2 separate regions of the Homo sapiens genome follow, and region 1 is linked to region 2. A link is a loop called in an ENCODE intact Hi-C map of the cell type or tissue named here. Cell type or tissue: Caco-2. All regions are shown on one strand. Each heading gives the region's core, and the rest is flanking DNA. Links, peaks and the distances in the headings are about the cores only. Region 1 overlaps AGBL4 (AGBL carboxypeptidase 4). Region 2 overlaps AGBL4 (AGBL carboxypeptidase 4).

Region 1 (2,912 bases), core at 126-2,625, 140 kb after region 2:
TGCATGGCCAGGGAGTTCAGCGCCACCTGGATTCATCTTTAAACATCTCTGGTTGAAGGGCCTTCTCATTAGGAGCAGAAGCCCGCCTTCTAATGCTACAGGCTGTCTGCGCTGGCCCTGACCCTGTCCTGGCCCCACAGAGCCAGGGTGCTTCTTCTGTCCCAGGACAGCTGGGAAAGGAGGTATTCGAAATATTAGAGATATTTTATCTCTCTCTGTGTCCTCTCCCTCAATTAGCCAGCTGCCAGGTGCCCAGCTAGGGTCTGTGGGGGATGCACACACATCTGAACCTGCCTCCACTTACCCCCAAGAGGCCACGTGAGCAATCAGGTGATCGCACAGATTTTTCCAAAGCACTATTACACTTGTCACTCACGTTGAGCTTGGAAGGATCCACATCATCGAGCTGGTGACCTTCCCAAGGTCACTCAGCCAGGTGGCTCTAGGACCTGGAAGGATCTATGGGTGTTAGATGTTAAAACTAGGAGCTTTCTTAGGACCTTTAGGTCAACCTTACCATACAAAAAGGGAAATGAGGCCCAAGGTCATACCTGGACAGTGGGAGGATAGGGCTTCAAATACAGTTATTGGGGCCTTAGATTCCTTGCCTGATGTCTTTTCCTTTATAAAACCACCCCCACCACTACTACCACCACCTGTGGTCACCAATGCAGGAAGAAATACCCAACTGCTTGCTCACTTGAAAAGCGGGACACAGGACTGAGGAGATGCAAATATTTCCAGGAGGGGCTTCACTCAGCATCTGTTGGGAGATCAGGCATCACCGGAGTGAGAAAGTGAGAGAGTTGAGGAGTTTATAGAAATTACAGCAATGTGGCCTACAGAGATAGCTTGGTCTGTAGTGAAAATGAGAGGTAGTTGTGCTTCAAACACGCAGAATCAAGGGTAGCCCTTGAAATATCTTAGCCACCTCCCGGTGTCCCTGACTTCCTTCTCCGTGGCCCCTCCTCCCTGAGGAAGCCCTTGCTGACACCCTTTGCACTGGTGGGTGTCCCTCACCTCACTCCCACAGCTTGTGTGCTCACCTTCTCCCCCTCTATTGCCTACTGCATGCACCCAGGCCTCCCTCCCTAGACTGCAGACTCTTTGAGGGCAGGGGTGAGGCTGACATGTTTCTATATCTGGGTAATATTCTGTAGCTGTCACCAACTCAGCCCCTGCCAGTAGAGGATTCAGCTGCTCTTCACCAAGCAAGACAGAAGGTTGTCTAAGCTTTACTATTCTGAAGGGCCAGGGAGCTTACCACGGCCCGGGTTCATCTTTGGACATCACCAAAGCACCACCTGGTTCATTAGGAGAGGAAGGAATGAAAATGCCCCGTGCTGCCACCTGCTGGTGACTTCCAGCATGGCGCCCTGAGAATCCACTTTGTTCTTTCTACAGAAAGGCTAGGGAAAGGAAGGGATGTTTATGGAGCCCCTGCCAGGTGCCAGTGCTCTACTCTCTAGGTCTCACTTAATCTAGATAACAATTCTGAAGGGCAGGCATTATCTTTCCCATTTTACAGATAGGTAAAGTGAGGCTGAGAGAAGTGTGGTAATACAATGGTAAGTAGGAAGCAAAGATGAGACTTGGGTCCCCATCTACTGACTTCTGGTCCAGTGATTTTTCCAGTGCTTCAAAAACTAATCCAGATGAATGGATCTATAGCTGAGAGATTTCAGTACTGACCAGAAAGATAGAAATAGCATTACGGGTTTCTAGCAACTTCCTTGGTATCCCTGAAATCACACTATGTAACCATTCACCTACTCCATTAATTCTGGCCCTTGAGACATACCCAGAATAAAGATACAGAAAGAATGGTGACAGAAACCTCTCTAGATCTGGAGCCTGAAATCACTTAAAGAAGTTTGGGCAAATGTCCTGACACCTGGGTTGATGCAAGAGGCTAACTTCCTGGTGGTTTATGGAAAAGGTGGCTGAATATTTGAGAAAAAAACGTTATATGCAGCTTCTGAGCCTCAGCCACCCAGCCTGACTCTGGTCACAACTGGATCCCTCAGCCGGATTCCAGACCAAACCCCAAGGCCAGTTACCAAATGACTACTGTCACGGAATGACTCCTAAGGCTGGGCCATGGCTGGACTGAGCCTGGAATAGCCCAGGCTCTGGACTGTGTTCTCCCTCCACTGTACCCAGGCCATGGTGACCCTCCACTCTGGGAAATCTGCCTCCATACACACAGCTAAGCCTTGGTTTGGGGGTGACCTCAGCTAGGCCATGGGCACTGAGGATGGTTACCAGGCTTGGGGCCAGTCCAAGAAAAGATCAGTGGGATGCAGGGTGCAGGGAAGCATAGAGAAGCAGCAAAGAGGCTGGAGTGGACAGGGAAAGGTGGTGATAAACCAGAGCATGGGCCTGGCAGGGAGATGAGAAGAGGAAGGTCACTACGGTACAGTGGGAGAGAAGCCCAATAGCTCAGAGCCTTCAAAGACCTCCTTACCCAACACCAACATTTTGACTCAAAGAAAAAGGAAACTGCCAAGGCCACCTGAGATGTTGGTGGCCGAGACCAGATCAGAACCAAGTGCCTTTTGTCCTCATCCTGAGCTCCTCCACTGCTCACATGGGGAGCTGGATCACTGTGATGTTTCTGTCCTTTAGTCCTGCCCAGCTCACAGCAGCCCTGTGTACTTGTGGGCCACAGATTCTTATCTCCATTTGATGAATTGGGAGACCAAGGCTCATACAGGAGACAAACCTTGCCCAAGAAGAGGGCATGAAACTGAGCAGTGTCTCCTGGCCTCAAGTCCCACCTACTATGTGCCCAGCATTGGGACAGGTACGTTACATGTACACCATCATTTCATTTTCACAACACCCTGGCGAGGTAATGCTGTTGTCCTATTTTATAGATGAGAATGCTAAGGCCCAGAGAAGTTAAATAA
Region 2 (2,912 bases), core at 196-2,695:
TGCTGACCTTGTCACTTCCTGACCTACAACCCTACACTGATTCACTGTCACCTCCAAGGTAAGACCTAAATTCTCAGATCTGGCTTTCATGGCCTTCCATAAGCTAGTATAAGCCTTATCTCCTGACACTGTATTCCGTTGTGCATGTATTTAGAAGGCCAGGTTTAAAGTCCAAAAAGCATGGGTTTTAATCCTGGCTCCTACATGTTTAGCTGTGTGAACCTGGGCAGGCTATTTACTGTCTCTGAGCCTTAGTGTCCTCATCTCTAAAATACATAATGCTTCCTACCTCAGGATTATTGCATTGATTAGAAATTATATATCCAAGATACCCAGTACAATGCTGGTATGCAGTAGCTTTTTTATTATCATTACTACATATGAAACTGTCATCTCCAACAAAGTATGAGCTCTTCAAGGACAAGAGTGTGTCACATTCACATTTGTTTCCAGAGTTATTTAGCATGTTAGGCCTATGAACAAAGGTAGGGAGAAAAAGCAAGACAAAAACAAATCAAGATGAGAGAGAGAGAAAGAAAAGAACAGAGAGACAGAGACGGGGAGAGATGAAGAAACTATTTGTAAAATTCTGTGTTTTCTGGACGTTTGGTATAACATCTTGTAGGTTTCTTCCATGCTGTGTGCCTTGGTTTCCTCTCCTGTAAAATTGGCGGGCAGTTGAACTAGATGATCTCTAGTTCTAATTCTCACTCTCCGCTCTACCCTGGGAAAAACGTTTCCCTGGAGCAGGGGATATCCTTTCTGACCAAGCAGATGTGCAGCAGCTTTATCAGGTGTGACAGTGCTGCCCATCACCCTAATGGGGTCTTTTGAAGAGAAGCCAAGTTAGAGGCTGGTGGGCTAGATCAGATGGAGATCTGACCTCATTTTTAATGTGCCTGATTCTGGATGAGATAACCTTGGTGGGTATTTGGACTTCAGACCACATTAGGCAGGTTGCTGTTATTCATTCACTTGTTCATTCATTATTTATTTTTCATTCATTCATTTATTTTTGAGATGGAGTCTTGCTCTGTCGCTCAGGCTGGAGTGGAGTGGTGCGATCTCAGCTCACTGCAACCTCCGCCTCCTGGGTTCAAGTGATTCTCCTGCCTCAGCCTCCCAAGTAGCTGGGACTACAGGTGTGTGCCACCATGCCCGGCTAATTTTTGTGTTTTTAACAGAGACGAGGTTTCACCATGCTGATCAGGCTTGTCTCGAACTCCTGACCTTATGATCCGCCTGCCTCAGCTTCCCAAAGTGCTAGGATTACAGGCATGAGCCACTGCACCCAGCCTCATTCATTATTTATTACTCATTGATTCATTCAACAGATAAGTTATCAATCACCTCCTCTGTGCTGGGCCATGTAATAGGTATACAGAACATTCACACTGGCTATGTAGAGTAAACAAAACAGGAATGGCTGTGCTCTCAATCTGTTTATAGTCCAGGTACTATTGACATGTTTGGCTAAATGATTCTGTGTTGTGGGGGCAGCCCTGTGCATTGTAGGGTGTTTAGCAGCATCCGTGGTTTCTCCCACTAGATGTCAGCAGCACCCACCTCATTGTGACAACCAAGTGTGTCTTCAAACATTGCCAAACACTCCCTGGGGCAAACACACCTGGGGGTGAGAACCACTGGTCTAGTGGTTGTACAGTATCTGGTGGAGATACAGCAAGTGACATGAGAGAGGTGGGCAGGATCTTGACTGGGAAGGGTCTTGGCTTCCCTACTTAGAAAAAAGTAATCCCTGAATGGATCCTTGGAGACAGGGAAGGGGAGAGGGATACCACTCACAGGCTGCATTAATCTAGTAAGACGGTTATCTAATCACCCTCCTCATTACTTTGGCAGGGAAGAGTGTCCTCCCTCCATTTCTAGCACACCTCAATACCCGAGATGCCTCTCCCTTCTCTACTTGCCCAAGACTGCTGGTATTTATAGCTTGTCTGTCTAACTCAGACCCACTTCTCACTCAAGAGGGAAATTAATCTCTCTCTCCAAATCCCACACTATCACTTGCCTCATGGCTTCCTCATTCCCCTGCTCCTCCAATCCAGGCACCAGCAATTTCCCAGCAGTGCCTCCCTTTCCCCACTGACAGTTGACCGTGGCTCTGAAAATTGGCTCTTGGAATCAGCTGTGCCTGCCCAGCTGGGCCCCAGCTCAGCAGTGCCTGGGACTTTGATGCAGTTCAACCTGAGAGGGGGCTCTGCTTTTCTGAGAGATATTCAGCTCCTGCTTGTCTCACATATATTTTTAGAAGCTTCAACTGGATGCACAGTTAAAAATGAGACTGAAGACCAAAGTAAATATTTGCATAGCAGGATCTTGGAGTGGCGGAGAAGAGAGAAGGAAGAGAGGAGTTCTGATGGGCCTGGCTTCAGGCCTCAGCTCTGCTTCTGAGTGGCTGCACTTGCTTGGAGCAAGTCTCCTTTAGGTATCAGTTTTCCAATCTGTAAATTTGGAGGAGGGACTGGCTTGCCGATGTTTTGAAACATTTCAGCTCCGATGTTCTGTGAGCCTCTATATCAGAAGGGCCATTAAGGGGTTCCTGAACCCTCTGATACTACTGACAAACTGTGTAAATTTTCTGGGAAGAGTATTCATAATTTTCTACAATTTTCAAAAAAAAAATCAGCATCTTCTAAAATGTTAAGAATCTCTGCTCTAGGTCTGTGGATAGAGATAATTGAGTTTATCACCAACTTCCTGGTAATGTTCCTTCTTCTCATTTTCTAACCTGTTCCCTTGTTATAGTCTGACTCTTCTGCGATTAGTGAGAATCTGGCAGAGTGCAGGGGAGTAAAACCAAGCTAGACTTGAAATGGAATGAACAATATGAAGAATCTATCCTGAGTGCATCTGCATTAACTTAACTAGAAAACCTCAAAGAGTCCTGTGGC

What was found. Hi-C counts contacts between places; a loop is a spot of excess contacts. Peaks named below come from ENCODE experiments on the same cell type or tissue, not always from the same donor. Only the 100,000 strongest peaks of a DNase experiment are listed, where the experiment ranks them.
Region 1: it touches region 2 in a loop (16-fold over the local background); 16 of 110 quality-filtered maps call a loop at or near these places.

What each region holds. Positions count from the first base shown.
Region 1 is chr1:48,695,939-48,698,850 of GRCh38, forward strand. All of the region lies in intron 6 of AGBL4 (AGBL carboxypeptidase 4), which reads right to left. Among named protein-coding and RNA genes, the nearest start is that of BEND5, 79 kb to the right of the region's middle. In Caco-2, for the core only: a CTCF peak has its summit at 1,348 (motif pointing left); a DNase peak (open chromatin) is centred at 1,347.
Region 2 is chr1:48,551,065-48,553,976 of GRCh38, forward strand. The region is part of intron 11 of AGBL4 (AGBL carboxypeptidase 4); the gene reads right to left. Among named protein-coding and RNA genes, the nearest start is that of SPATA6, 80 kb to the left of the region's middle. In Caco-2, for the core only: no CTCF peak of the experiment used is centred there; a DNase peak (open chromatin) is centred at 1,577.